Linked DNA regions of Homo sapiens: region 1 is linked to region 2. Evidence: chromatin loops called from intact Hi-C (ENCODE). Cell type or tissue: heart right ventricle. All regions are shown on one strand. Each heading gives the region's core, and the rest is flanking DNA. Links, peaks and the distances in the headings are about the cores only.

The links. A loop is a pair of places that touch in the nucleus more often than their neighbours do. Peaks named below come from ENCODE experiments on the same cell type or tissue, not always from the same donor. Only the 100,000 strongest peaks of a DNase experiment are listed, where the experiment ranks them.
Region 1: it touches region 2 in a loop (2.3-fold over the local background); 17 of 110 quality-filtered maps call a loop at or near these places.

Annotation. Positions count from the first base shown.
Region 1 is chrX:151,670,957-151,680,165 of GRCh38, reverse strand. PASD1 (PAS domain containing repressor 1) reads right to left here. Exons shown (of 16, transcript NM_173493.3): 12 at 8,970-9,128; 13 at 8,387-8,593; 14 at 7,505-7,983; 15 at 5,980-6,238; 16 at 3,427-4,169. The coding sequence ends at 4,023. Among named protein-coding and RNA genes, the nearest start is that of PRRG3, 20 kb to the left of the region's middle. In heart right ventricle, for the core only: no CTCF peak of the experiment used is centred there; no DNase peak of the experiment used is centred there.
Region 2 is chrX:151,509,660-151,518,868 of GRCh38, reverse strand. It overlaps LOC105373367 (a long non-coding RNA gene), which reads left to right. Exons shown (of 3, transcript NR_188661.1): 3 at 5,583-6,164. It overlaps LOC105377213 (a long non-coding RNA gene), which reads right to left and starts at 3,318. Exons shown (of 2, transcript NR_135614.1): 1 at 3,189-3,318; 2 at 2,607-2,975. In heart right ventricle, for the core only: no CTCF peak of the experiment used is centred there; no DNase peak of the experiment used is centred there.

The sequences.
Region 1 (9,209 bases), core at 413-8,412, 160 kb before region 2:
TGCAATAAGGGTGGAGATGCACTCTGTGGTATGGCCATCTTCCAGGAACCCACGTTGTCTCTTCATCAGAGCTGAGATGGAGAACATAAGGCTCAGAATGGCAGGGAGACAGGCTGACATTTGTTCTCTCACTCATTCATTGGTTCCTTGATCCAGGAGGGCCTCTGGATTCTAGTCTCACTCTCAAGCAAGTGTCTTATCTTTGTCCCTATGTTCCAGTGAGTCAGCAGAGACAGGGAGCGGTAAAGTGATTTGCCCAGAGTTTCACAGTAGGTGGGTAGCAGGTAGAAGCCTAAACATTCAATGCCTTGCCTCTATTGGCACCATATCCCACATGGAAACTGGTGGGCACTGCCTACTGACAAGTGAGGGGAACAATAAAAGAGCAGCACTGAACTCAGTTCAAGACCCCCATCTTGAGTCTTCTGCTGTCCCATTACCCCTTTCGCAAGCAGTCCTAGGTTGCCTTTCCTAGCAGACAGCATGTCCAAGGTTTGGGGTGTAAATGGCCTCAAGAGCATGGCTCTTACCTAGAGCCCTGAGCCTCTTTCTGTGCTGAAGTCCGCCCCACTCCTAGTCAGCCAAATTTCCAGCCCCTCTCCTAACTACTTTGCCCACATGGTAGAACTGGAAATAGATTGCACAAACACTTGACTGCACCATTCTAAATACTGCAATTTGTCTGTCCTGTCTGCCGACCTTTGCCTCTCTGTAATTGACATGTTTTGATTCTGCAGGGTTGTGGGTTTTGTTTCATCAACAAGGTGACCAGGTGGTTAATTAGCCTTTGACCTTTGGGGTCAGGGCCTCCATCTGGGCAGGAAACATCCATGGCTCCAGGAGTTTTGGGCCTCTTGGCATTTAATTGTCACCGTCAATTCCCCCTACACTTCCCCACAGCCCCCATCTCCCTGCAGTGGTCCTGACTTCCGTGTGCCACAAAGAGATTTGCAGAGGCTAACTGGAGCCACCACTAGGGATGCTCACCAACTTGTGTGCAGTGCTTTGCACTTCATGACTTACACCCTGCTGTCTCATCTACCAAGTTCCCTTGTGCCCCCAGACCCACAGGAAAGTTGTAGTCCCAGGGCCAGAACTGCACCCCCACTGCAGGGCATGCCCGCAGGTCTGACAGTCCCTCATCGAGGAGCTCCTCCCTGAGGAAGAGCTGCAAGGTTTCTGGTTAATGTTCAGAAGCTTAAGAAGGGCTCTACCTAAATAATGAGCACTGGAGGAAGGCTTTCCTGGGGCCTGGGAGCTGCGAACATTCATAGAGGAAACGCTTACCTGCAAGGTACTGTGTTACGGGGGCATCCAAGATCTGTCCCAATCTCTGCCCACTGTAGCTCAGTCTAGAAGGGCAATGACATGTGTACTCCAAGTGAGGTAGAGGCGGGGGTAGGGGTACATGGAGCAGGGCTCCTTCCCAGCCAGGCTTTGCATGGTGGTGGGCAAGGGTTGAAAATATAGAGCTGGGAGGCAAGGGCATAAGATAATACGGAATAGTGACAAATGTAGAAGGGCAAAAAGGCCCAGGACTTCTATGAAACCCAAGGGCTCGGGGGACTGGGGGCAGAGTGCATGACTGGAGGAGATAAATGCAGCTGCAGAGGAAGGGCGAGGCCAGGCCAGGTGGAGAATCTGGATTCTATTTGATAGGCGATGGAGAAGCACTCGATGCTGTCTTCCCTACCCATTAAAATAAACCAAACAAAAATCCCAATTATTTAATATCCCCTAGGGAATATTTAATTTGGTCCTAGCTGTAAACCAGAGTCTTCGTTAAGGTTGATGTGGCCCATTTTAAGAGATGCAGGTGAAGTTTACTGCAGTCTCCATTGAGGCTAGAGACGCATTCCAAGGCCTTGGAGGACCAGCTCCCTCCTTTCACCTCATAGGCAGTTTGGCCTGAAGCTGCAGTTCCCAGTTCCCACGTCTGCCCGGCCCACTTCCTGTCACTCCAGCCCTTCTTCCCCAACCTTTCCTTCCCGGTGATTTTGGCAGAGATGAACAAAAGTCATACCCAAGAACATTCTATAGCTACCTTCCTTTTCATTGTCTCCAAAATACGCGTCAAAACACACTAAAGACACCACAGTGGGCATCAGCCCATGCTGTGGTGTGTGCTGCAAACATGGACTGGAGCTGGTAGTTTTAATAACTCTTCCTTCTTTATTAGAAAATGTGCTTGGGAATAGGAACATTTATGAATGTTTGATGTGTTTAGAAAACATGAATATTCAGCTTTAAGTCTGTGCATGCAATGTTCTATTATGTACATACAGACTGAGCGCTGCTCAGTGAGGACTGCTGTACTGCCCACCTGGGAATGAACTGATGTGGAGGTCGCGGTGGCTGTTTCTGGAAGCTCTGCCATGTGTGGTGGCTTGATCTGGAAACCCAAGATCAAGTCTTTGGCAAGGTAGGTTCTGTCCTGGAGCCTCTTCCCTTGGTTTGCAGGCAGCCACAATCTTGCTGTGTGCTCACAGGACCTCTTGTGTGTGTGTGTGTGTGCGTGCGTACGTGTGTGCGTGCATGCGCCCATGTGCACGTGAAGGGGCTTCCTGGTGTTTCTTCTTTTAAGGGCACTAATCCCGTCATGACAGTCTCACCCTAGTGACCTCATCTAACCTTAATCACCCCTGTCAAAGGCATCATCTTCCAACACTCCGACACTGGGCAGTTACAGCTTCAATATATGAATTTGGGGTGGGGCACAAACATTCAGTCCATAAAACCATGGTAGAGATCACGCTTCCTAAAGAATCTCTGGCTTCTCCTGTGATGTGAGGCCTAATGTGCCTCCTTTATTTTAACTTGCCACTAGAGACTGGGGTCTCCTTTGCTTTCTCCAACCAATGGCTCATTACCTTAAGAAAGGCACACAATGACCTCTGGTTTGGCTATCCGAACCTCTCTCTGCACCATGCAGACAACTGTGAAGATGTCCTTCTTGGTGCTTGACTTGTAACCAAAATTATTTTCCCTCTAGGGGGTACTCCTATCTATTAAAAAGTCTACTGATGGGAGAGAAAGAACCCACATGTAAAAGGTATGGGTACACTGCCCTTTAGTGTTCAGGCTTACTTCTGAAGTAATATGTGAGGCACAAACACCATCCACCCTGAGAAGGTAGCCCCTAGGCCAACTGTTTCAGAGTTCAGTGGGCCTGTGGCTGCCCTTGGTGTCAATGAAGGAGCCAGCATGCCTGAGCTACACGAAAAAAAGCTACACAGCGGGCCTGGGCACACGGCCATGTGGGAAGGCAGCAGTCGCTGGCCTCTGCAAATGTGGCATGGAGCTGAGGTGTGAACAAGAGACTGAGGGGAGCAGGGTCTACAAAAGGGGCCTAACTGTAGGGAACCAACCCTTCACCAGGGACCTTGGCACAGTCAGGTTCCAAACGTCACTCATCAATTCACAAAGTTGCAGTGAACGAAAATGTTTATTAAGCAAGGAAGCCATAATTATTTTAGCTCTGAAGTGCCTCCATTGAGTTGATTTCAGGTTCCCTTAGTTGGAGTCCCATTCTCTCTGGGCTTCTCCAACAAGACTATGGAGGGGAGGCAGGTTGATCATCAGGGTCAAGACCTCGGAATTCTTGTGGCTAAGACAAAACAACCCTCTAGATTTACTAGATTGAAAAGCACTTTGGCATTTTTTTTTCTTTATTCTTTATGTTGAAAACTTTGAGCAGACTCTTGGCAGGCCACCTTCCTGTGGTAGAACATGGATATGCAAAGCTGGGCGGGGCAGACAAGACATCAGATCCAGCTGTGGCTGGCTGCTGTCACACCCTAGCATACTACGGATCACAGGCTGCCTCTACAGCATAACTTCCAAGAAACAGGCTGTGCTTAACAAACAATTACAAACATAACCTATCAGGAAACAAATAAGTCTCTACCCACTAAACCCTACCCCAAGGGACTTTACGCACCTTGAAGGTCCCCTGGCCATGCAGACCTCATTGGCCTGCCCCCTCCCCCCATTTCCCCTCATCACTGGTCATGAAAGTACTGTTAGCACGGCTTATTTGAGTCACGTTGCTCTGCAGGCATCAATCTGGTCTGCTCCGCAGATCTCATCTGGTCTGGCTGGTATGCAGCAGGGCCTTGGAAAGCCTGTGGATCAGGAGGTCCCTCGACTCCTACCTCAGAAACTTGCACCTGCCAGGAAAAAGTGAAACAAGGTGGAATGTTTGCTAGAGTCTGTGGGCCCATTTTTTGGTGGTAGGAGGAATCCTTTAGTTCAAATACACAAGCTGCTGAGAAATACTTCTTTGGAACATGAGCCTGCAAGGTGATGGGAGACGGAGGAGCTACAGAAGATAAGGTTCCTCTCCTCTTCTCTCTCCCAGCAGCATCTTAGCTTAAAGAGCAGCAGAAGCAGACCTGGGCTTTCTCAAAGTTGTCTTAAGGCTCCTGGGTCTGTGTCTGGCCCTCTCTTGTCCAGCTTCTCTGCCAGCCATGGCCGGCCAAGGCCACTAGCCTTGGGTCTTGGGCTCAGTCATTTCCATGCTGACTGATTTGCAGCTACTTGGCCCACTTTAACAAAGTGACAGGAGACGTACCAACCCACACTGGGGTGTGGAGGAGGGAGAAGGAATAGATACAAAGATGGTGTTACAAAGTATGGGCTGAGGGGGTGTTTTCTGGTTAAGGAGGAGGGATTCCTTGGGTTATGTTGCAAAGTGATGCAAGGTTTCAAGGACTGGAACCCAAGGGGGCGGAGAAGACACAGGGAGCAAAAGGAGCAGGGCTGGGCTCTGGACAGACAGCTGGAGGTGTCTGGGGACCTGCAGGCAGAAAGGTGCCAGAAGGCAGTAGGGATAAGCCAGGGCAGGCAGTGAGGGCTGGGAAGCTAAGAAGAGGAGCTCGGGTTTCATCCTGAGGATAGCAGGGAGCCCCTGAGGTTTTGTGGACAGGAAAGCTCCGACTTGGTCCTGCCCTGCTTTCTCCCAGCTGAGCAACCTTTCAGAATCTGACCTTTCCCACTTCCCTGGGCAACGTGCTCAGCCTTGTGCTGGCTTGGTCTCTCAGGACCCCCTCTAGGAGGGAAAGTGCCTCAAAAATAGGCGTGAAAGATGTTCTCAACAAAGTCTGGCTTGGTAATGGAACCATAGGAACCATAGGACCTATTGCCCACTCTGATCTCTCCGTGTGAGCAGTCCCTCTAAGTGACCAAGTTTCTAGCAGTACTGGTGGCACAGTTAGTCAAGGGGTATATGTGAAAATAATCATACATTTGCTTGCCTCAAGTATTTAAACTCCTTTCTGCCTTAGCTTACTGTTTGTTCTGGTTATTTTGGTTTGGTTTTGTTGTTTGAAAAAAAAAAGGTTAGGCTATAATAAGATTTTTAAAGCTAGAGTGAAAACACCTTTTGTAAGTTCCATTCATTAGTGAAATTGTGTGTGGGGGGCCTGCGGGGAGCAAAACCTGCTACGTAACTGCCATCTGGACCAGCTTCCATCCTGGAAACATGGCCACTGCAGATAATCCACAAGGTAGGCCTGCCCTTCCAAATACGGGGTACCCCATAGATGGATACCAAGCACATTCAACAGAGGGGCCCTAAGTTTATTTTTAGTACAAGGAAACATACCTACACTAGGTCTTAGATTTTGTAGCAGAACTAAAGATCCATAAGTCTGAAAGGAGGCTTGGGACCAGACGATGAGCTCAGATTAAAAACATGGCATGGCTCACTTTGCCCATGTAACATAGTTTTGAGAGAAGTTTCAGTCAGATTGCGTCTAAGGTTCACTAGGCCAGCTCACTTTTTTGAGGAACCCTGTAGAGAATATTTTTACTCAGCAATGAGTGCTACCATCATGTGACTAACTGCCGTCAAATGTACTGAGCTTTGAAGTCTGGCTCTCACACACAGCATGCACTTGGGGTGTGTGCCTTATGTGGAAGGGGCCCAGAATCCCTCTTGACCTGCGCTGGAAGGAAAAGGAGGGGGCTGTCCCATACCTGATGGTAGGTGGGTTGGCCGTGCAGGGTGCCCTGCTCATCGCAAGACCAAGTGTTCACTTGGACAACAGGACCGAGTGAATCAGACAACTCTTGCCAAAGCCGGATGTAATCCTGTGGGGTCTCCAGGGTGCTTATGGTTGAGTCTGAAGTTATGGGAAACTGAGGAATGCTGGAAGAAGAAATTGCCTCAGAGTTTGAGGTATCTATCAATGGCAGCTGGTTCACGGGGGGCCCTTGATACGCCTCAGGATAAAAACTGTAAGAGAAGAAAGCTGTTGCAGTGATGTGGATCTGGACATGATAACTGATGAGACACTCACGTGGTCATCAGTAGGTGCTTCAGGCACATTTGGTTTTGGTGGCTACACCACAGGATTCACTTGTTTGTATTCTCACTTTGGCCTGACTAAGATTCAACTTGTCAAAGTAATGTGAATGTAGACACTGAGAGAAATTACAATCCCTTGTCTCACCTGGTTTTATTTATATTACTTGGACAGTCTTGTTCCTGCTACAACTATGCTCTCTGTGGCCTTGGAAAGTCATTTCACCTACTTTGAAAGCACTCAGGGAGCTAATGGCTGAGCAGAGACTGTAAGGCAGATTTCCAAACTCCAAATCCAGTGCTCTCTCCACAACCCTAAGCCTGGAAGTCTTGTGATCAATACAGATTTTTGAACCCCATCCCAGACTCTGAATCTATACTTTCCAAACCCTCCTCAGGTGGATTCTGATGATCAGGTCAAGTGGACAATATGGCCCTAAAGCAGTCTTCATGTCAAAGTCACTGATTCGAAAGCAAGGCCCAGAAGGAAGTCCAGAGAGCTTTAGGAGGCCCGTCTCAGAAAGCTAACATTCATTCAAAACTATTTAGTGGGCCCCAACTATGTGCTAAGCAATCCTTTCATTGCTGAGAAGAACCTTATCTTTCTAGCATTTGGAACTGAAGACCTTATTATTGAGCAGAAATGTGTTCATGTCCCTATATTGCCACTCAGGACTTAGCCTTCATGTGTTCTTGGCTGATCTTAGCAATCTAGCAGTTGTTTCACACTCACTTCCCTCTTACTGTTCATAAATGCCAGGGAGATACCTGCACTTGGCCTACTGCCATCACCAGATTCCAGGAAAGTTGGGGAATGAAACTGGAAGCCCAGAAGTCTTTCAGCTATGGGCACAAGACTTGTCCATAGACACCCTGTGCAAGAGACTGGGCTTGGGGAATCCAGCCAAGTGATTTCAAGGTTTGTGGGCTAATTCCCTAGCATTGAGGCTTCCTTATCTAGTCCTTTCTTCATGGGTACCCCTTTGTTCCATCAATGGATGCTCATCCATGCACCACACATGCAGAAGGATGATGGCCGTGGCCACAGAGAAGGCAAGTTGAGAGCAAGTTGCTATTGATGAGAGGGACGCTGGTGCCACATGGATAGGTCGTCTGTCTGTGATCTCAGGCATGGGATCCAGCCATGAGGGAAAAGCAATAATCATAGCCACTATCACCATTCCATGCATGTCTTACCTTTGACTCTCATCTTCCTGTTGCCCACAGTTTTCATCTTGATAGAAGCCAGAGGGCTGTTGTTCAGCTGCTCTCTGGACAGGAACAATGGGTTGGGCCTGTAAAAATCTAACAGGGTGATTGCAGAGGGGCACAGATACGTCACGTGGGTTTTGCAGGCATATCTGCACCCTCTCATTCCCCACGATGACATTATGCTTCAGTGGCTGCTCTTGCAGCTGCTGCTTCTGCTGCTCCTCCTCTGGCTCTTTCTGTAGCATCTGCCCCTGCCACTTCTTCCGCTCCTGTAGCTTCTTCTTCTTTTGCCGCCTCTGCTCCTGCAGCTTCTTCTTCTCCTGCATTTTCTGCTCCTGCAGCTTCTTCTTCTCCTGCATCTTCTTCTGCTTCTGCACCTTCCTTTGCTCTCTCAGCTGTTGCAGCTGCTCCCGCAGCTGCCGCTGCTGCTCCTTCAGGTGTTGTTCTTGCTGCACCAGTTGCTGCTGCATCGAAAGGCAACAGATAAAAGCACCCTGGTGTCTGCAAGAGCCTCCCAGAAACTTATTTAACACTCCCATTCAATTCTCGCAAAGCAAAAGGTGACAACAGTTGAGCCTCTCTGCACATAGTGATCTGTGTGACTGTCTACTTTAGTTAGACTGGATACTAGCTGCAGCCATGCACCTGGCAGCGAGAGTCTGCTAATCCAGCACATATGTACATGTATGTATACATGGTCTAGCATGTGCATTCAGGTCTAGGTAGCCCAGGATTTTTTACTATCTTGGGCAAATAAATTGCAGCCAAGTGGATAGTCACTACCCCCTAAGGAGAACCAAGTGAGTCAAAGTCCTCAAGAAAACAAAATCCCCTTTCAGATACACAGTTAAAACAGCCTTTCCATACCTGGTTGAAGGCAACACAAGGCTCCTGAAGCTCCCCAGTGTTTTTGAGAGAGTTGGATAAAGATAAACCACAGAAACACTTGACGTCCTTGGGATGTGGGAGAGGCCGCTTCACTTGCCCAGCGTGTTGTTTCTGTTGTTTCTTGGGCACTGCCTCCGAAGATTGGAGATCAGGAATGACAACGTGGCGTAATGTGTTTGGCTGCTTCTGTAAGGACACAGTATCACAAAGGTCTTATTCACAGTCCACACCTTTCCTTAAGGCATAAGACAAGCTGGGCATGGAGCAGGACTGCCCACAGGCAAGCCTACAGGAAGCCTTGGCTATATATAAGCCACATCTACCATTGCCAAGGCCTGGCTGGGCCAATCTCAGCTCTTGTAGCCAGGAGAAAAAGGGCAAAACTCTAAGTCCCTGCTGGAGATCACATTAGATATCCCATATCACCCTGTGGGCAGCAGCTGTCACTACCGGCAGACACCATTGACTAACTCCTTAAGGCTTGCCAAGGTCCCTCTCTCCTCTTCCTTCTGCTACTAATATAGAACTGGTCTCTGACCTGAAACCTAGCATCCTGACTGACCTGAAGGTGATCCATCATCAATTCCAATGCATTCTGCTGGTTTTGGATGGCATCATGCAGCAACCAAGTCCTCTCTTCTAGCTGCTCCTTCAACTTCTTCATCAGTTCCAGTTCCTGGCTAATGATGTCATATGCAACTGGTGATGATGGCTGTAATGGCTGTGGGGAGGAATTACTTATGGTTCATGTATAGCAACACTGGTTTCTCCAAGTCTTACCATCCTGTTTCACTTCAAAATT
Region 2 (9,209 bases), core at 833-8,832:
TTTCACAACGACTAAATTCTTCAGTTTAAGTTATTGTCTGACCAAGTTTTAAATATAACTTAACTTTAAAAGGGGCCATATTTACTTACAATGTAACTTTGGTTTTACATTTTAGTCCCAGACTACCTGATATCAAATAGCCAGTAACCTAACACATATAAAAGTATTTCTATTAATAGAATTCTGAATGTCTCTGAGCACTGAGGTATCTTGGTAAGCATCTACTTTCAACTCCTTTTACAGAAGGGACTTCAGGAGCAAAGAGGGCATGAGACATGCCCCAGGTGACACAGGGATTTTTTGCTAAAACTAAGCTACATGTCTACTGATTCACAACCTAGTACTCTTCTCATTGCACTATACTGCCTTGCAGGGTTTTTTAAACATTAGAAATCCCTATGCTGGGATATTTTAAACTTTGGTCAAGCCAATACATTAGAATCACTTTATACAGGAAGCCAGATACTTTTATTACTATTAGCCAAATATTTTATAGAACAACAGGTCTGGAACAGAAATGTAAGAACAAAAGTTTAAAAGTTAAATGTCTAGTAATACCCCACAAGCACTGGCAACCAAAACCAAAGTGAACAAATGAGATCACATCGAGTTAAAAAGATTTTGCACAGCAAAGGAAACAATCAACAAAATGAAGATACAACCCGCAGAATGGGAGAAAATATTTGCAAACTACCCCTCTGAGGACGAGGGATTAATAATCAGAATAGATAAGGAGCTCAGACAACTCTATAGGAAAATTATCTCATAATCCAACAGAAAATGGACAAAATATTTTAATAAACATTTCTCAAAAGAAGACACACAAATGGCAAACAGGCACATGAAAAGGTGCTCAACGTCATTGATCATCAGAGAAATGCAAATCAGAACTATAATGAGATATCTTCTCACCCCAGCTAAAATGGCTTATCCAGAAGACAGGCAACAACAAATGCTGGTGCAGATACAGAGCAAAGAAAACCCTCATACACTGTTGGTGGGAATGTAAGTTAGTACAATCACTAAGGAGAACAGTTTGGAGGCTCCTCAAAATACTAAAAATAGAGCAACTATACGATCCACCAATTCCACTGCAATTTCATGGACAGTGGGCCAAGAATTATGAGATATTTAAGGAAAGTTGCTTACATGAAACACAAGACCAAAAGTAAACATAGTAACCAACAAAAACAGGAAAGTTGAATGAAACAGAGACACAGCAGGGAACAAAATAAAACTTCAAAGAAATCTACAAATGATGTCATCAAAGACACAAGACAATATTCAGGTCTAATTTAGGACAAGGAGGGCATAAAAAGGGGCATTTAGAAACCAAGAATAATATCTTGGACATTCAAAATATGAAGGGAGAGGGGGAGAGCCAAGATGGCCAACTAGATGCAGCCAGAAAGAGTTTCTCTCACTGAGAGAGATCAGACCGTCAAGTAGACCAGCACACTCCAAACAGATCTTCAGAAAGAAGGCATTGAGAGTGGACAGAGGAAAGACGCAGACCCCCGGCTGAAAGAGAAGGAAGCTGGGAACCCTGCACAGGGTTGCCAAGAAGCAGTATTTAGTTCCTGCCCCTGAGCAACTCTTAGGGAAGGGGTGAGTGAAATGGGCATGGAGTAGCCCAATTTTGCCACGGACCTCTGAGATTCTAGCTGCAGGAGACCCCACAACCACCATGGACATCTGAACTGGCAGGGAGAACTTCCTGGAGAATTGGCAGAGACACAACTCTAGCCTGCATGGAGCCCAGAGGGTTTGGCGCAGGAGCGGCTGCAGTGGAGCATGGCCGTGGACGCCCACTCCTCAAGACTCTCCATACTCCTCTAGGTGGCTCTAGCCTTTGTTAGCTGCTGGACCTGGACAGAGCAAGGCTGTCTTAGCCGTGGGATGGGGCCAGTATGATCTGAGTGCCCCCTGTCTGCCGACATCTACCAAGGTCCCTGCCTAGCCACAGCCGTTTGCAGCGCAGCCTCAGCTTCCCAGCGGCCACTGCCATAGTTCTTTTGCTGGCAGATCCTGCCCAACTGTGAGAGAACTTTTGCAGACGGACCCCCACCACCTTGCACCTGCAGCCTTGCCTCACCACCACGCAGTCACCTGCAGCCTCCCACACTGTCCCGCCTACACACGTACATGGGGACCTCTGCCACCCTGCATATGCTCACACACGGGGGCCTCTGCTGCCCTGCTGGAGCACTTTTGCCAGCAGCCCCCATCACAGTGTTGTTGCCATGGACACAACACAAACACTCTGGCCCCTCCATCACAGCGGGTGCTTAACCTCAAGGGGCCAGAGAACAAAGTTGCAAGCCTGGTCCCAGTCCCCCAGGGTCACAGCATGTAGCCCAGGAGTGCTGAGCTGACCCTTGGCCTTCTGAAAGCAACCTCGCAAGAAGCAGAGCCAGCCTCTTAAGTGGAAATTTGCCTCCAGTGCTCAGTCCCGACTCAATCCTTATCCTCCTTGTCTGATTAACTGTGGACCTGTCAGTCTGACCCCAATCCCGCAACACCCACCTCCCTCGCTTGCCACACACCACCTCCTCCCTCCTTCCCTCCCCACCATCCTAGAACATGCAGACACTCAAATCATTTTACAACAGGTTCATTTTATTTTCATCACCATGAGGGGTACCCTGTTGTGTGTAAAATGTACCATAGACCCTTTTGGCTATTTCTCTGGGGTTAGACCTATGGAGACCTCTCAGATAGATCTAGTCCTTTGAACTTGCCCTGAAATTACTGGCTGTCCAGGGAGACGCTGGAGATGGTGGAAGTCTCCTCACTTTCCTGGTCCTGCTGTGGCTCCTTTTGATTGAGTTCCTCGTTCAGCTGGTCAGAGTGGCTGGATAGCGTTGGCCCTCTCCCTTCCTCAGGTTTTCTTGAAGCGGCGGTCTTTCGGGAGTGGCTTTTTTCCTGGAACTCCCTCAAAGACTCTCTTTTCCCTTCCGGGTTGTCTTGGGAATCTGGAAGGACAACAGGGAGATCACAGAAGGGCATTGGTTTGGGGGAAGAGGATGGGGGAGGGGTGGGAACAGGGGCTTCATGAGAAGGGTACAGGCTGAGGTGGGGGTTGTGCCAGGCGAGGACAGGGTAAGGCGTCTTGGGAGGGAGGAGTAGAGGGGAAGGCAGGGAGGAATCAAGGGGAAGACAAGGAGGAGCCTGGGTGCGCCACTCACCTTCAGAGGGCTTCTGAATCTTGGTTGAGAGGGGGCCTTCCTCTTCTTCGCCTCTTTGGTGTTGTGGGTGGTTGTCCCTCGACAACTGGGTTGGAGGCTTGTGCTTTACTGGCCATCTTCACCACATCAGCATCTCCCAACTGTCTTCTCTGGGTCACCTGGCCTCCCTATATATAACCCTTCCAGGACAATGATGAGCCACACCCCTAAGCTTTGATTGGCCAGCAAGCCATTACCCAGCCAATGGTAGGCCTGCAGGGAGGGGCTTAGACATCACAAAACCCCATCAGGACATTGTCATAGGGAAGTAGAGAGTAGGGGGAGGGGCCAGGCATGGGGAAGAGGAGGGGACAAGGGGAGGAGTGGGGAGTCTTATGAGGAGGCCAGGCTGGTTGAAACAAAAAAGGGGCATTTCTTTAGCACTCCTAAAAACTTTCCCAAACTGACCTAGCACCCTCCTCATCTTCTCATGTCAGTTCTGGTGAGTCACATGGCAAGGATAGGGTGTGTCTTCCAAAGCCTTTCTCTACTGCCAACCCATTCAGTGGTACATTCTGTTTTCTTCCACCTTTAACCATTATCTAGTTGTTGCATGTCTTACCTACAATCTATTCATGGTAAAAATTTATGCTAATATGTCATGGCCATATTTAAGTGTCTGTGGAGATGTCAATCATCCAGTTCCCACCTACAAATCCTCTAAGCATTTTGAAAACCATTAACTTCTTGGCTTACTACCAAGAAACTTTTTTATTCCACGTACCTTTTCTAGTGTCCATTTAGCTCTCCTCAGTTTTCTATTCTCCAGTCTGAAACCACCGCCTTCAGACTATGAAGACTTCAGTGAAGGGCTGTACATGGTGGCTCATGCCTGTAATTCCAGCACTTTGGGAGGCTGAGGCAGGAGGATTGCTTGAGTCAAGGAGTTCAAGACCAGCCTTGACAACATAGCAAGACCCATCTCCACAAAATAAATTAGTTGGGCATAGTAGTGCGTGCCTGTAGTGCCAGCTACTTGGGACACTGAGGTGGGAGGATCACTTGAACTCAGGAAGTCGAGGCTGCAGTGAGCCATGAACATGCCACTGCACTCCAGCCTGGGTGACAGAGCAAGACCCTGTGAAAGAAAGATGAGAGAAAGAGAGAAAGAACGAAAGAGTGAAAGAAGACAAAGAAAGAAAGAAAGAAAGAAAGAAAGAAAGAAAGAGAGAAAGAGAAAGAAAGAGAAAGAAAAGAAAAGAGAGGGGAGAGGAGGGGAGGGGAGGGACTTCCTTGAATAGACTTGCTCTTCTGGGTATCCTATCCTTGTTTCAACTCTGCTTATCTCAACAGGTATAATACTCTGGCTTGAGTTTTAACAGTGTTAGGGGGATGAGGCAGATTTATACATGCTCCAAGTTGTGCTGGGTGTTTGCATGAAGAAAATCACAACCTCAAACTGATGAATGCATAGAGGAAGGAGCTTGGCTTAACCAGAGTCATGCCCACCTTATGTGAAAAGCTCTTTTCAAAATGTGCCCTCATCCACCAGATAATTTTCTTATCTTATTTTATTGTTTTCTGTTAACATCCTACTTCCCTTTCTTCTCCTGAGGTCTTCTGAAGAAATAGAGCTTACCTTAAGGGGAAACACTCATAGAATTATTTTTCATGAACAATTATAACAAGCTTCCAACTTCTTGGAGGAGACACTGTGTGATCAATTTCAGTTCATTTACCTCCCTAAGTACAGGACCTCTCATTCAGGTTTTTGTCCCTGGAAGAAAGGGATGATAGAGTTACGCACAGGCTGAAGTGACTGCGTTAATATACAAAATCTAATGAAATTAAGGGAAGATTATACTAATATAATTAATATAATATAGGAATATGTCAATATAAGGATAATGACATATAATAAAGAGGTCATCTAGACATGATGTTTCCCAACCCCCAATCTAACAACAGAAGGCAGCCCATTCCTCCCTAGGATTAAATGGGAGCTCAATCAACAACACTAGGGAGGTTAGCAGCATCAGCAGATGGGATTAATCCAAAGCTTCTTTGACAATTTGTGGCCAAGAGAAATGTTCTTCTTCACCATTGTGCATAAGACTCACCCTCTCCCTAGAGACTCTAGGAGACATTTGGGTGGAGACACAGAGCCAAACTCCTGATTTGAAATCACTAAAAATTAAGCTGTGCTTTTCCTAAGTCCCTGTAAACTGAAGCTAGACAACTTAAACTTCAGATGAAAATAACAATAACCTATTTATGTATATAAACCACTTTCATACCTGCCTACTGATGTATGGATTTCAGAGCAATATGGCTTACAGTCATTTTCTAGGATTGTTCTTTTTCATTTGATTGTTGCTTCCCTTATCTTTTCCTCCCCTCATTTTTTCTTTGTAGGACTTGAGACTTCATCATCTGCCAAAAATGAGCTTTCCTAACAACATGGGACCTATTTGTCTAAAAATAAACTGTCCTAGCCACAAGAGATGAGACAAAACCCAAGACCACAGACTCATTTTCTTCTAAAATGCTCTGTCTGAAAGATTTTAAGAAGAAAACGGGAGAGAAATATAAAAAGAAAATAAAAACTTGGGACCCCAATTCACTATGCCAAAAGGGAAAAAATTAAGCTGAAAGCTGAGTAATGCAAGAAGCTGCCTTTCTTTTTGTTCCTAAGCAAATAGCTACAGATAAAAGGTTTAGTATCTCCACAGGTAGCTACTCTAGGTTCACTTTATCTTATGTAAAGTGCTGATTTGCAGAGCATGAGATGAATACATAGTTGACCCTTCCCCTAACCGCTCCTTTTCTCTTGCAATATGTGGATTCAGTAATGTGACCATACCCTACCTCTTTCCCCTCCAGCCTGCTTTTCCCCATTAAATATTGAAGCCCTCAAAATAATACTTGGAGAAAGGCATAGACATATCACCCAGGTGGGTCCTTAACCTTTGCAAAATAAACTTCTAAATTGATTGAGACCTGTCTCAGATACTTTTTGGTTTACAATATAATATGAAAAGTATTCTTTAATCTGCATGCATGGAAAACTATTCATACTGGAAAATAAAATGTTACCTAACATATTTTAATTAAAAAAAAATTGCAACCACCTCAAAATTGAAGAAGTAAAAACTCACAAACAACAGATCAAAGAGGCAATAAATGAAATATTATAGACTATAAAATAATGAAAAGCAATACAGTGAATATCAAGTCTATGAAATGTATCTAAAGTATTCAGAGGTAAATAGATACCTTTTAATATTTTTATCATTTAAAAAGTGAAAAAATGCCAATATCTTGGAAAAAAAATATTAAAGCCTGAGGACCATTGTTGGGAGTGATGGGATGATAACAGTCCTATCAGATAATGAGGTAGTATGATATATGTTATAAGCACTGGCCTTAAAACCAGGTGACTTGCATCCATTTCTCAACCCTACCACATTCATAGTAGTATGAAGTTGGGCAAGATATTGAACTTGGATATTTAATTTTCTCATCTGGAAAATATCAGCTTGGCAAATATTTTCTTTTTCTTTTTCTTTTTTTTTTTTTTTTGAGATAGAGTCTCACTCTGTCACCCAGGGTGGAGTGCAGTGGTGCAATCTCAGCTCACTGCAAGCTCCGCCTCCCGGGTTCACGCCATTCTCCTTCCTCAGCCTCCCGAGTAGCTGGGACTACGCCCAGCTAATTTTTTTGTATTTTTAGTAGATACGGGGTTTCACCGTGTTGGTGATGGTCTCGATCTCCCGACCTCGTGATCTGCCTGCCTCGGCCTCCTAAAGTGCTGGGATTACAGGCGTGAGCCACCGTGCCCAGCCAAATATTTTCTGTAAAGGGCCAGGTAGTAAATATTTTAAACTTTGCAAGCTACATTAAATCGTCTCTTTCACAACTACTCAACTCTACCATCAAAGCACAAAAGCATTCATAAACAATATGTAAATATCAAGTGTGGCTATGTTCCATGTGTCCCACTAAAACCTTACAAAAACAGGCAACTGGAAGCAGAATTTGGTCCCAGGTCAGCTGTGGTTATTTGGCTCCTAAATCACAGTGTTTTTCATAATAATTGACTAAAATAAAGTCTGTAAAATACTGTACAGGTAAAATCAGGGTAGTGTAGACAATACATACACACACACACACACACACACACACACATCCATATATATATAATCATTGCATTCCGGACTAAATCCCACTTGTCATGTTATATAACCCTTTTAATATGTTGGCAGATTTGGTTTGCTATCATTTTGTTGAGGATTTTTGTGTCAATATTCATTAGGAATTTTTCTTTTTTTTTTTTTGAGACAGAAGTCTCGCTCTGTCGCCCAGGCTGGAGTGCAGTGGCGCGAACTCGGCTCACTGCAAGCTCCGCCTCCCGGGTTCACACCATTCTCCTGCCTCAGCCTCCCGAGTAGCTGGGACTACAGGCGCCCACCACCACGCCCGACTAATTTTTTGTATTTTTAGTAGAGACGGGGTTTCACCGTGGTCTCGATCTCCTGACCTCGTGATCTGCCCGCCTCGGCCTCCCAAAGTGCTGGGATTACAAGCGTGAGCCATCGTGCCCGGCCAGGAATTTTGATGTATAGTTTTATTTTTCTCGTGATGATTTTGTCTGGTTTTGGTATCAGGGTAATACTGGCTTCATAGAATGTGTTGGGAAGTGTTCTTTCCTCTTCTAGTTTTTGGAAGTTTTAGAAGGATTGGTGTTAATTCTCCTTTAAACATTTGGTAGAATTCAGTCATGAAGTCACGTGGACCTAGCCTATTCATTGTGGGAGATTATTTGAATTATTAACTTCAGTCCCTTTACTTCTTATATGCTTTTTTAGATTTCCTATCAGTTTTGGTATTTTGTGTCTTTCTAAGAATTTTTCTATCTCCTCTTGGTTATCTAATTGATTATCTAATTCGTTGGTATATGATTATTCATAGTATTCCTTTATTATCCTTTTTATTTCTTTACAATGGGCAGTGATGTCCCTTCTTTCATTCATGATTTTAGTAATTTGAGTCTTCTCACATTTTTTTCTTTGTCTACCTAGATAAACGTTTGTCATTTTTACTGATCTTTTCTTAGAACCTGCTTCTTTGAATACTTTCTCTCTCCCTACCTCTCTCCGTTTCTCCCTCTCTCCCTTCCTCTCCCCGCCTCCTCCTCTCCTCTGATAATGAGAGACTTAGATTTCTCAGATACTCTTTCCTGGAGCAAAGCTTCTGCAATGTGGAGCAGGGTGAGGGGATGAGAAATGCTGGCAGTCTGCCACTGGGGTTGGGGGGAGAACCTTAGTCAGGAAACTGGCTGTATAAGGATCTGTCTGTTTTGAGCTATGGCTGGAAGGAGTGGAGCTGCTGTCACGCTAAGCTGGGGGGCAGGTGAGGGAGCTGGTTGCTGCTCGTACTGATATTTAGTACATTTTTTGGAATAAATGTTTCTCCATTTGTTGAATACTCTCTGAATTTCCCGAGACTTTAAATTGTTGTGTTCCTTAGTAATATTCACCATTTATTTCACTAGGAAGAGGGCTCACAGAGCTCTTCGTGTTGCCTTTCTGTCAATTGTCTCTCCAGTCTGGCATTCTTTTTGATACCCACATGAATCCCTTCCATTTAAAATGAGCCCACTTTCTTGTGCCGGGTGCTCTCTGGACTTGTCCAGGTCTCTGTACCCTCTTTTCCCGTGTGTGTCATGGAGACATATGCTAGGAGAGCCACAGCCTTGTTCTGGTCAGCTTGATTCCTGTTCCAATTTGGTTCCCTTTCCTTCTGTCTTTATCTAGACCATCTGTTTTTTGCTTCCATTCTTATTGCTTCTGCTGCTGCCCTGTGTATTTTCTAAGGTGGGATCTGCCCTACCCCAAAAGGCTCCCACTGGCATAACTTGAAACAACCTGAGGAGAGAATGATGTAAGGTGCAACTTCTTGTTGTTCCAAGTAAATGCGTATAAAAGAATTCCAGCTACTATCTGTTTAATCATTGCTGTTTTAAAAACAATGAACATTTAT